Regions from separate parts of the Mus musculus genome. Here region 1 is linked to region 2. Evidence: chromatin loops called from intact Hi-C (ENCODE). Cell type or tissue: left cerebral cortex. All regions are shown on one strand. Links, peaks and the distances in the headings refer to the core of each region. The heading gives the core; the rest is flanking DNA.

Evidence for each region. Hi-C counts contacts between places; a loop is a spot of excess contacts. Peaks named below come from ENCODE experiments on the same cell type or tissue, not always from the same donor. Only the 100,000 strongest peaks of a DNase experiment are listed, where the experiment ranks them.
Region 1: it touches region 2 in a loop (2.1-fold over the local background); 5 of 42 quality-filtered maps call a loop at or near these places.

The regions. Positions count from the first base shown.
Region 1 is chr7:128,607,845-128,613,481 of GRCm38, forward strand. It overlaps Inpp5f (inositol polyphosphate-5-phosphatase F), which reads left to right and starts at 3,521. Exons shown (of 20, transcript NM_178641.5): 1 at 3,521-3,847. The coding sequence starts at 3,751. In left cerebral cortex, for the core only: no CTCF peak of the experiment used is centred there; DNase peaks (open chromatin) are centred at 3,371 and 4,381; H3K4me3 peaks cover 2,098 bases; H3K27ac peaks cover 1,414 bases.
Region 2 is chr7:128,546,126-128,551,762 of GRCm38, forward strand. Bag3 (BCL2-associated athanogene 3) reads left to right here. Exons shown (of 4, transcript NM_013863.5): 4 at 1-856. The coding sequence ends at 271. Among named protein-coding and RNA genes, the nearest start is that of Bag3, 25 kb to the left of the region's middle. In left cerebral cortex, for the core only: no CTCF peak of the experiment used is centred there; DNase peaks (open chromatin) are centred at 3,215, 4,803 and 5,097; H3K27ac peaks cover 916 bases.

The sequences.
Region 1 (5,637 bases), core at 322-5,321, 62 kb after region 2:
GCCTGGTTAGCAGCTAGAGTAAGAGTCCTAGGGGAGGAGATATGAGGATCTCCTTCTAAAATACCAAACAAAGGCCTTAACTCAGCGGAAGGAATCTTTAAAAAAGGTCTGAGCCAATTAATATCTCCCAACAGCTTTTGAAAATCATTTAAGGTATGGAGGTGATCTCTTCTTATCTCTACCTTTTGGGGCACAATCTTATCTGGGGACACCACAGAGCCCAAGAATTGTCCTGTATCAGAAATTTGGACCTTTTCTGTGGCTATCTGTAAACCCCACTGACTTAAAGTTTTAAGTAGAAAAGGATATGCCTTTTGTAGCATGGTAAGGTCTTTATGGCACAGGAGGATGTCATCCATGTAAAGGAGCAAAATTAAAGAGGGGAATTGTTCCCTCACTGGCAAAAGAGCTTTTTGCACATAAAGCTGGCACATTGTAGGACTATTGGACATCCCCTGTGGTAAGACCTTCCATTGATACCTCTTATCAGGTTTAGCAGAATAAGCTCTCTGACCCGTTAACAAGTCAAAAGTCCAATCTCTCTGCTCTGGAGTTAAAGCAGCAGCGTTTGCTCGGTCCTGCGCTTGTGCAGCTTCGTGCCAAAGCGCTTTCCATTCCATGTATTTGCCCATACTAGGGAGAGCGGCTTTTACAACCGTTTGCCAGTCAGCAGGAGTTAGTGCCATGCCAGCGAGCCTGTCTAACTGCACCAAGGTAAAATTAGCATTGGTTCCGTATTTACGAACCGACTCAGCAATTTCTTTAATCTGCACATATTCTACCGGAGCGTGGACACGCCCACCCTCGGCTCCTTCAAAGACTGGAAATGCCTGTTCTATTTTCCTTTGTTCCTCTCGGGGAATGAATGAGTCTGCGCACTGCCTCTCTGCGCACTGCCTCTCTGCGCATTGCTGACGCACTACGCAGGGCGGGGACTCCGCATAGGGCGGGAGTGCACCTGGTAGCCGATTGCCCTGAGGCCAATTAGCAAACTGGCCTTCGCCAGCCGCTTTTGGCTTTTTCCTTAAATGACTAGTTAGCACTTTACTTGGCGGCTGGTATCCTTTTCTTTCATAATGAGCCGCTTTTTTCTCCCAGTCTGTTTCTTCAGAGCACAGGCTCCTTCTCCTAGAGACCTCCGCTAATTGATCTTTCTTCTTTTCCCTTTTTCCTCTTTTTCTTCTAATCTCTCTCCAGGTATTCTTACCTGACCTAAACTTTTCCTCGGGTTCAAGACCCTTGGAAAGGCCTGTATACTTATTTTGTGTACCATATTTCCTCTTTGTTCCTATTCTCTCTCCCCGCTTTACTTCTGATAGCTTGTCCTGAATTTCCTCTAGAATTTTCAGCCCTATCTTAATCACTTGATAACATGTGAAAAGGAACAAAAGGGCTCCTAACATTAGAAAAAATTCAAGGCCAAACATTTTCCACTTTACTTCTGATAGACTGTCTTGAATTTCGTTAGAAAGTTCAAGGCCAGGCTTACCTCGTGAAGCTGTACTCACTGGTACTCTCGTTCCCCAGCTGAAAAGTTCTGAATTCATACAGTTGAATCCTTCTTAACAGTCTGCTTTACGGGAACCTTTATCACCGTCGTTCCCCAGCTGATGAGTTCTGAATTCGGCAGTTGAATCCTTCTCAACAGTCTGTTTTATGGGAACCTTTATAAACGTGATCCGCAGTTCTGGTTCCGGAATGAGGGATCCTCCTTGCGCCAGTCCCGAGTTTTTTTCTCGTCCCGGAATTCGGCACCAATTGTTATTAGACGCGTTCTCACGACCGGCCAGGAAGAACACCACAGACCAGAATCTTCTGCGGCAAAGCTTTATTCTTACATCTTCAGGAACAGAGTGCAAGAAGCAAGAGAGCAAGAAGCAAGAGAGAGAGAAAAGCAAGAGAGCGAAAGAGCAAGAGAGAGAGAAAAGCAAGAGAGAGAGAAAAGCAAGAGAGAGAAGCAAGAGAGAGAAGCAAGAGAGCGAAGCAAGAGAGAGAGAGAAAACGAAACCCCGTCCCTCTTAAGGAGCATTCTCCTTCGCCTCGGACGTGTCACTCCCTGATTGGCTGCAGCCCATCGGCCGAGTTGACGTCACGGGGAAGGCAGAGCACAAGTAGTCATAAGATACCCTTGGCACATGCGCAGATTATTTGTTTACCACTTAGAACACAGCTGTCAGCGCCATCTTGTAACGGCGAATGTGGGCGCGGCTCCCAACACAGCAGCACCACCACCAGCAGCACCACCACCAGCAGCAGCAGCACCACCATTTACTTTATATTTATGAACCTGTGCACTACACCCATACAGGAACAGAGGTCAGAAGAGGTGTCTCATCACAGTTGGTTGTGAGCTGCCCTGGAGGTGCTGGGAACTGAACCGGAGGTCCTCTGCAAAAGTAGCAAAGTACTCTTGAGCCACCCAGCTCCGGTGGTTAGGCCTCTTTTTTTTTTTTTTTTTTTTAAAGATTGCTTTAAAGGAAGACAGGAACATACAGAATTGGGAGTCTAAGAGTGTAGTAAAGGTCACGAATTCAATCAGTAGAGACTAAAATTGTCCCAAGATCACACAGAACAAGACAGACCCAAAGTCTGGAGACTGGGAGATAGGTCTAGAACTGGAAGCTTTTTCTCCTAAATCTTTCTGGTTCAGATTGACACCTGGCCATTTTACCATCTCTGAGTGACGTCCCTTTTACTGACTTCCTGTAGGCCGGCTTCTCAGACTTTGCTGTACCTTCTCCTCACTAGCCCAGCTAACTCTAAGTGTGTATTCTGTGGAGACACATCTCCACTAATGTGCATTTACTAAATGATTATTGGTGTCCAGGTTCTAATAGGAAATGCCAAAACAGAGCGGCCTCTGCTCAGCCGAGTGCTAACTTGGGGTAGAACCCTGGAGACAACCATGGCTGTACTTCTGGGCTTGGTTTGGTCTTTGCTCAGACTAGGGGTAAATGTACTCCGAGGAGGAAGGAATGTCAGGTGGATTCGGGGACTTGACCAGACTTTTCTAGGAGCTAATGGAAGGAATGAAGGACTGGCTTGCACATCAGGGAAAGATCAAGAAATGGCTGCATAAAGGGCGTCGAGCCAGTATAACCAGACTTAGGCTCAGGGCCTGCCTGAGGTCGCAGCTGGTAAGGCCGGCGAGTGGGAGAGGCAGAGGAGTAGAGGCTATAGACAGAGAGGGAGGAACTGAAAGAGGTGCGGCGAGAGCTGAAAGGAGAAAGAGGATTGAGACACAGGCTGGGAGAGGGCTGAGCCAGAAACTCGTGGGCGGGACCAGGGCGGGGCCTAGGAGGGCTTTCGGAGAACTACAGAGGGAGGCGGAGTCGGAAGGTCGGAGGAGGAGCCTGAGCAAGGGCGGAGCCTAAGGGAGAGGGGAGGAACTATAGGAGGGAAAGTTGCACGCTGAGGGGAGGAACCTGGGAGGAGGCGGAGTCTAGAGGGAGCCAGGATGAACTGTAGGAGGTGGAGTCTCAGGATAGGGGGCGGAGCCTAGGTACAGGAGTTGTGGGGGGAGGGGGAAAAGGCCTCCCGGGCCTCGGCCGCCCAAGCGTGTTCTTGGCCCGCGGGTCAGGCCCCCGAGTGCTTCCCCACTCTGTTCTTCCGTGGGCTGGGTCCTCGGAGTCTCCTTGAGGCACGGACTCTGGTGGTCTCGGTGGAGGAGGACTCCAGCATCGCTCCAGGGCGGGCCGCTGCCGTGCCTGGGCCGGGGGACCGCCGCCTCCCGGAGCGCGTGGGGCCGGCATGGAGCTCTTTCAGGCTAAGGACCACTACATCCTGCAGCAGGGCGAGCGTGCCCTGTGGTGCAGCCGGCGCGACGGCGGCCTGCAGCTCCGACCGGGTGAGGCGCGCGGCGCGGGCTGGGTGGGGCGCGCGGGCCAGCTGGAGCGCGGGGGGCGCGGCCCGGCCCCTCCGGCCCCGGGATCGCGAGGCTGGGCGGGACGCTTGGGGATGTCAGCGCTAGTCCTGAGGGGAGCGGCCGCCGCTTCGGGGAGTCCTCCTGCCTCAGGGAGGCGGGGAAGGCCGGTCACCCCCTTTAGTGCACCTCTTCCAGTATCTGGGGCCTGGGGTGCGGGGATAGGGTCCCTTATGAACCCCTCGTAGGCCTCCACCTGCAGCGTCTTCTCACGGTCCAGCGTGGGAAGTTCTGGGTTCCAGTCCCATCAGTTCAGTGGAACCTAATGCGGGACACTCCTTCTTGACATCCTTGAGTTGTTCCCGGTCACTTATTAAAGAGTGACTTCAGGACGGTTACCTCACAGGACTTGATCGAAAACTAGTGTATGAATTGCCATTTTCAAGAAGAAGTCGTGTTGGATGTCTGTCACACACAGTTAGGAGAGGTCAAAGTCTCCAGCCATCAGTTTGCTTTAGAAAACTTTGTTTGCAGTTAGTTGGCTTAAATAGTAGCTCCTGTTCTCAGACAGCTGCGGTCAGTTATCGCTCGGAGGAGTTTGGGCAGCTTCTACTTAGTTCTCCAGTGCTTTTTTCCTTCATTGGTCAACACTTTTTTACTTTAGGAAAAGTGAGACTGGAACTCTTGAACGAGCCACGGCATTGGACGTTTTCCTGCGTTCTTTGAGTACATCCAGTAGAATAACTTCAAGGGAGCTTTTTAGGTCATCCTGTTACCTCTTATGGGATGGCTTCTGAGGACAGGTCCTTTCGTGTCTTAGTGCCAATCCCCACAGCAGCCTGAAAGAGTAGGGTCAGGATCTTCTTTCTCAGGTGAGGAGAGAAGTGTGAGATCCCAGAAAGTGGAGCGGTTTGGTGACACTTTTCATCAGTGTCCATTGTGTCCTTACGGAGACCTGCAAAGTTACTCTGCTAGAGCGGTGAAGAACAACTTTTTTTCTTCTTCAGAAATATGGCTCTGGTTGTATTTTCTTGCCGCTGTATTTTATTTCCTCTTTTCAGAATGGAGGCACTACGGTGGCCACAGTAAGACTTTTGGTGACCTTGGAATAGATGATGGGCCACTTTATTCTAATCTGACCACTTTTCCTAGCCTGTCACCCTGCAAGGTGTAAAGCAGGGGGGAATTTAGCTGTAAAAGTCCCGCGGGCCAAATTCCTGGCAGCTGGAATGCATAAATGGAGGGAGCTTGGAGTCCTTCTCAGCTCATCAGACAGGACTTTTCATCTCCGCAGGTCAGTTTTCTCAAGCAGAAAGTTTAGCCGGGCCCTTTCCTGGAGCTAGCCCTGAGGTTTGCTCTTTGTTTGTCCAAAGTTCGTATCAGAGAGCAAGTGTAAAACTTTTCACCATTATCAAAAGTTTGGTATAGCATCACAGTTCAGTGTATCTCATTTCGTAGATACGTATCCCATCACCCACAAACGTAGGTAGCGCCTAGAGGAAGGCAGAGGCCATCATAGTTCAGATTTAACAGGCCATTGGAAGCCTTAGAAAGTATCCTGTAGTTATTGACTAGTTTAACCTATCCAGTATTTAAGATCTCAAATACAGCTATTTTAGTAATATTTAATTGATCTGAATGCTGTTTAGGTCTTTTTTTTTTTTTAATCTATACAGAGTTATTTCAAATTCTCTTTATTGAACATTGTCTTCTCTTTGTGGTGAGTGTTGCTGTTGTTTAAAGTGACAGAGTTAAAATCTTTAGTTTTTTTTTCA
Region 2 (5,637 bases), core at 251-5,250:
CGTCAGGAAGGTTCAGACCATCTTGGAAAAACTTGAGCAGAAAGCAATTGATGTCCCAGGTCAAGTACAAGTCTATGAACTCCAGCCCAGCAACCTTGAGGCCGAGCAGCCACTCCAGGAAATCATGGGTGCCGTGGTAGCCGACAAGGATAAGAAAGGTCCTGAAAACAAAGATCCACAAACTGAAAGCCAACAGCTAGAAGCCAAAGCAGCCACACCTCCAAATCCCAGCAACCCAGCAGACTCAGCTGGCAACCTGGTGGCTCCCTAGTGTCCCCTGGGACCATGCTGTAGAGACTTTTAAGTTGCATGCACTGCGGGACTTGCAGTCAGCTGGCTGCCATTATTCATAGCCGCTTGGTATGCAGTAACTTGGGGTGGAGGTAAAACACTAACAAAGGGGGCTTTTCTTCCATAGTCTATTCTGTATAAATAATAAGTTGCCTGTTCCAGAAGTCTAACCCTAACCCCTCTGGTTGTCTGGGACCCCTTTCTGTGCATGGGTGCAATGATTTAGCCATGGCTGTGGGCTATCTGGGTACAATGATTTAGCCGTGGCTGTGGGCTATCTGGGTGCAATGATTTAGCCGTGGCTGTGGGCTATCTTCCTGTTAGCCTTGGACTGAAGGGGTTTTAAGTTTTGAGGGGTAGGAAGAGAGTTACAGGAATAGAGAACCTGTTTTTGAGACATGTTGTCATTTTGATGAGATAACCTTCATCTCGTTACTGAAATATCTAACTTCAGCTAGATATGAGCTATGCAAGGAGCCATAGGAATAGCTATATGTTGGAATGGCTTTAATGTTGTTACATTTGAGGGGGGATGGAAAATAAAGTGATTATATAACTCTCAAAATGTTTTTTTGTGGTTTCTAAAAGTTTGAAGAGTGACAGATGGCATCAAGGTTATTCCAGTGGGTGAAGCGAGGATCCCATATAAGCACTCAGGAGGCAGAGGCAGGGGGATTTCTGAGTTCGAGGCCAGTCTGGTCTACAAAGTGAGTTCCAGGACAGCCAGAGCTATACAGAGAAACCCTGTCTCAAAAAAAAAAAAAAAAAAAAGCTGGGCACAAATAACAGGCCTACCAACGGGCTCAGTGAGAGTGCTCTTGTCTCAAACAATGAGGTAGAGAGCAATTGAGGGTGACAGCCCACATTGGCCTCAGCCTCTTCATACAGGTTTGTGTACACATGAAAACACAGCAAAAGATTGTCCCTGACTTTAGTCAAATGGTAGACACATTTATAAGGCAGTTCTTATCTAGGGCACAGGAGGACTCAGGACTGTGGGCTTAGGTAGAGGAATATGCTTGCTGTGTGCCCCTTCTTCATCCCACCCTGTCAACTGCCAAATGCTACCTACATCTGCTGATCCCCAGCCTCAGGCATCACCTCGGTGCTGAGATGGTTCACACGAACACAAGGAAGCCAGTTCCCATTGCTGCCCAAGTGCTGTGTGGAGTCTGGGTCACTGGGAATTAGAAATGTGCCCTGAGAGTCTTGGGGGTTATTTAACACTTCTGAGTGGCCAAGCTGGATGGGACCAGGTTCCCCTCTGAATGGGTTCCTTAGAGCCTCTAGGGTTCAGGGTCATGTGTACTCAGAAGATACTGAGTATACGATTAATTCTGTGCCCGTGAATTTAAAGCTCCAGAGGGGCCATAAAGAATGGCTCAGTGTGTAAACGCACTTGCCACTAAGTCTGACAACCTGCGTTCTACCTGGGGACCCAAGTTAGAGAAGAAAACTGATGACTACATGGTCTCACTCCTACACACAGGCCGTGTGCACACACAATGTAATAGGTGGGCAGGGAAGGGCACGCCTTCCAGCACTCAGGAGTCAGAAGCAAGTGGAGCTTTGTGAGTTTTGGACCAACCTGATCTACCATAACAAGTTCCGGGACCGCTAAGGTTAGAGAGACCCTGTCTCAAAATACATTTGACTGTCCAAGAGACTCACAAAACATAACCTATTGCTATTGCCCTTTGTTGCCCCCAGAGGTGGAAGGTAGGTCCCTATTGCTAAATGCACCATGTATTTCAGACATGACCCCTAGGCTGGAGCTGACCGGAATGCCCCCTCCCAGAGGACTGGCTCTCATGGAAACAGAAGGCAAGCATCCAAAGGAGGGAGACAACCAACAGTCCTACCCAGCTGTGATGTTTATGAATCAACAATTAGCGTGGCACAACAACCCTAAGGGTGAGATAGTGGTACACATATCTAGATGGTAACCAACAGCTCTCTAGTTGAATTTAAGATCTACCTGTTCAACAAGAGAGAAGCCATTCCCAGCAATCTAGCCAACTACTCAATGCTAGCGAAGTTGTGGTTACTAGGGAATCTACAACAATTGTTTCATTAAACCAACATAAGCACTGACTGCATTCTAAATATTTGTCCTTTTACCCACAGACAAGTGTAGTCTTTGCCCTTTAGCAAGGGAACTTTGCAACTGAAGGAGACAGCTACAGAAGACCTCAACTCATCATAAGGCACAGTTAATGGAGCCCAGTCCCAGTGGCTACATCTACAAAACACTCCCACGCCTAAGGCTCAGGGTACATTGCAGAAGAGGGACAGGAAGATTGGGAGCTAGAGGGTCAGGAAGTTTTATGTGACATTGTGTCTCCTAGTAATGTCAGAAGCTATATCTGTAAATTCTCACCAACATGACTGCCTAGACATGAGCTGAACGCAGACAACACTAATAAACATGGCAAAGTGGCTAGGGAGAAGCCCACAAGGCTTAGAACCTACAACTAAGGAGTGCTGAGCAGGGGAGGGGAGAGCACACCAATTGGTTATCCATTAATATACAGACTAGTCAGGTTATATATAACAATGCGTATGTATATGCATATACATGTGTGCATGCAATAACAATGAAAAACAGGTTGTAAATTTGAAAGAGCTTGGAAAAGACCATAGACACCCTCTCCCTCCCTCCCTATGTGGAGTTGTGCTTCACGCACGCGCGCGCGCACACACACACCCTGCCCCGCCCCGCCAAATGAGGATGAAAAGGAAGAGGGGGACCTGAGACATCAGAACATGCAAGTGTGCTGACTGAAGAGCCCCAAGCTGAATTCCTCACAACCATCCTGAGGTTAATATTGGTGCCTGACGATGTCACACAAAAATACCCACTGCCATACTTGCCACTCTTAGCCTGCTGAAAAAGGCTGAAGTCATCCTGATGGGATTCTGCCAACATAATTCCTGAGTGAACTCACCCAGGGAGGACGAGCCAGCATGCTAGGGACTCTAGAAACTCAAATGTAAACAGAGAAAGAAGCCTGCTGAACGTCATCTCCCACCCAACTCCCAGGCCTGGAGATCAAAGCAGGGGCCTCATACGTTGCTCCTTCCACTGAGTGAGAGTCCTAGTTTGACCATGTTGTGAATGAACTAAAGACAGAGGAGGTCATTTCTGCTTTATTCACCTAGGCATTCAGGTCCCTCAAGTTTTAACTGATTTGGATTATTTTATTTTATTTTATTTTACTTTACCATGAATCATGGTGAGCTGATCTCTAACCCAGTTGCCACCTTTGGCCGATCCAAACCAAATACAATGTTCACATCAAGACAAGGGGTTTCTAGCCCTGGATCTTGCAGGAGACCAAGCATTCTGCCGGCTGCAAGGAAACAGAGCTGTCTTGGCCCTGTAGGAGTTAGGGGCATTAGCACTGCTGAGTATCTGGTATCAAGGGGACCTTGGCTAAGTTAACCTAAACCCCAGTGCCAGTTAGAGAGCATTGCAGTTAAGAGAACAAACTTGAATCACTCTGCCTTAGTCAGGGTTTCTATTCCTGCACAAAACATCACGACCAAGAAGCAAGTTGGGGAGGAAAGGGTTTATTTAGCTTATACTTCCACACGGCTGTTCATCACCAAAGGAAATCAGGACTGGAACTCAAGCAGGCCAGGAAGCAGGAGCTGATGCTGAGGCCATGGGGGGGATGTTACTTAATGGCTTGCTTCCCCTGGCTTGCTCAGCCTGCTCTCTTATAGAACTCAAGACTACCAGCCCAGGGATGGCACCACCCACAATGGGCCCTCCCCCCTTCATCACCAACTGAGAAAATGCCCCACAGCTGGAGCTCATGGAGGCACTTCCCCAACTGAAGCTCCTTTCTCTGTGATAACTCCAGCCTGTGTCAAGCTGACACACAAAACCAGCCAGTACACACTCCAAGCTAGAAATCACAGCTTTGGAGTCTGTGCAAAGCTTTGAGACAGTGACCAGTTACAGGGAGTCTTTCCCTCCCCAGGCTCCTCATTTACAAAATAGGGAAATGGTTAAATGAATCCAGACATGCAAAGAATGGCAAGTGGTGCCTGGCTGATGATAAGGTTAATTGTGGTTAACATTCTTATTCAATACATGGAACACATGCCAGCAAGACAGCAAGGAGCAGGCAGGATTTGTACAGATCCAGGTCATCACATCTCACAATTTGGTGCCAAGTGGGTTTGGTGGTGGATTAGTTTTCTCACTGCTGTGAAGGAAGGAATACCTGACATAAGCCACTTAAGGAAGGAAGGAAGGAAGGACCTATTAGCTAACACATTCAGCATACAGTCTTTCTTGGTGTAAAGGCATTGGTGGCAGGCTCTTGAGGTGGCTGATCAGGAAACAGAAAAAAAGAAAAGAAAAAGAAAAAAGAATGATAATGTTCAGCTCGATTCAGGGAGTGGTGCCACCCAATTTCAGAGTCTTCTTCAATGAAAAGAGTCTAGAAATTCTCACAGGCATCCTCAGAGGCTGGTTGCCATGGTGATTCTAATCCCATCAAGCAGACAAGATTAATCATCACAGTAATCAAGCAGCAAAGGACTTCCTAAGGGCTGCAGAATTTTGAAAATCTCTTAACCTCTTCCAAACTCAGAGCATTTGATTTGGTGTGTGTATGTGTGTATGTATGTGTTTTGCTTTTTGTTTTTTATTTTTTTCAATCTATAAAAGTGAAATCTTACAGGATTCTTTTCTATCTCCCAGTTGCAGCAAGCAACCCGGGCTGCAGATGGTCCCTGGTTTACTGTGGTCTGAGTCAGTGTAAGAACACAGGCTATACCGAGTAGAAGCTTCAAATATTGAATTTGGATCTTTTCCTGGCTTAGTGGTATGTGGTGCAAATTTGGTGTGTGGTGTTGGCAGCAATACAATGCTGGGCAGCTGCAGGAAGCCATAGCTCCGGATGGCCACTCCATCACAAGAAGAAAATGGCCAGCCCTGCAGCATTCTGTATTATTGTTAGGCAGAAATGTTCAGAAGGTTAGATGAAGTAAACACATTTTCTTTTTAAATATTTATCTGGGGGTTGGAGAGATGGCTCAGAGGTTAAGAGCACTGGCTAATCTTCCAGAAGATGAGTCTCATAATGATTCCCAGCACCTGCAAGCACAATGGCTCACAACTGCCTGTCACTTCAGTTCCAGGGAATTCAACGCAATCAATTCAGGGCACCAGGCACACAAATGTTCTACTCACATGAATGCAGGCAAACACCCATATAAGGAAAATAAAAATTTAAACAACAACCTTAGCTTTCCATACCCCATCTCACCACACACACACACACACACACACACACACACACAGACACACACACAGACACAGAGAGAGAC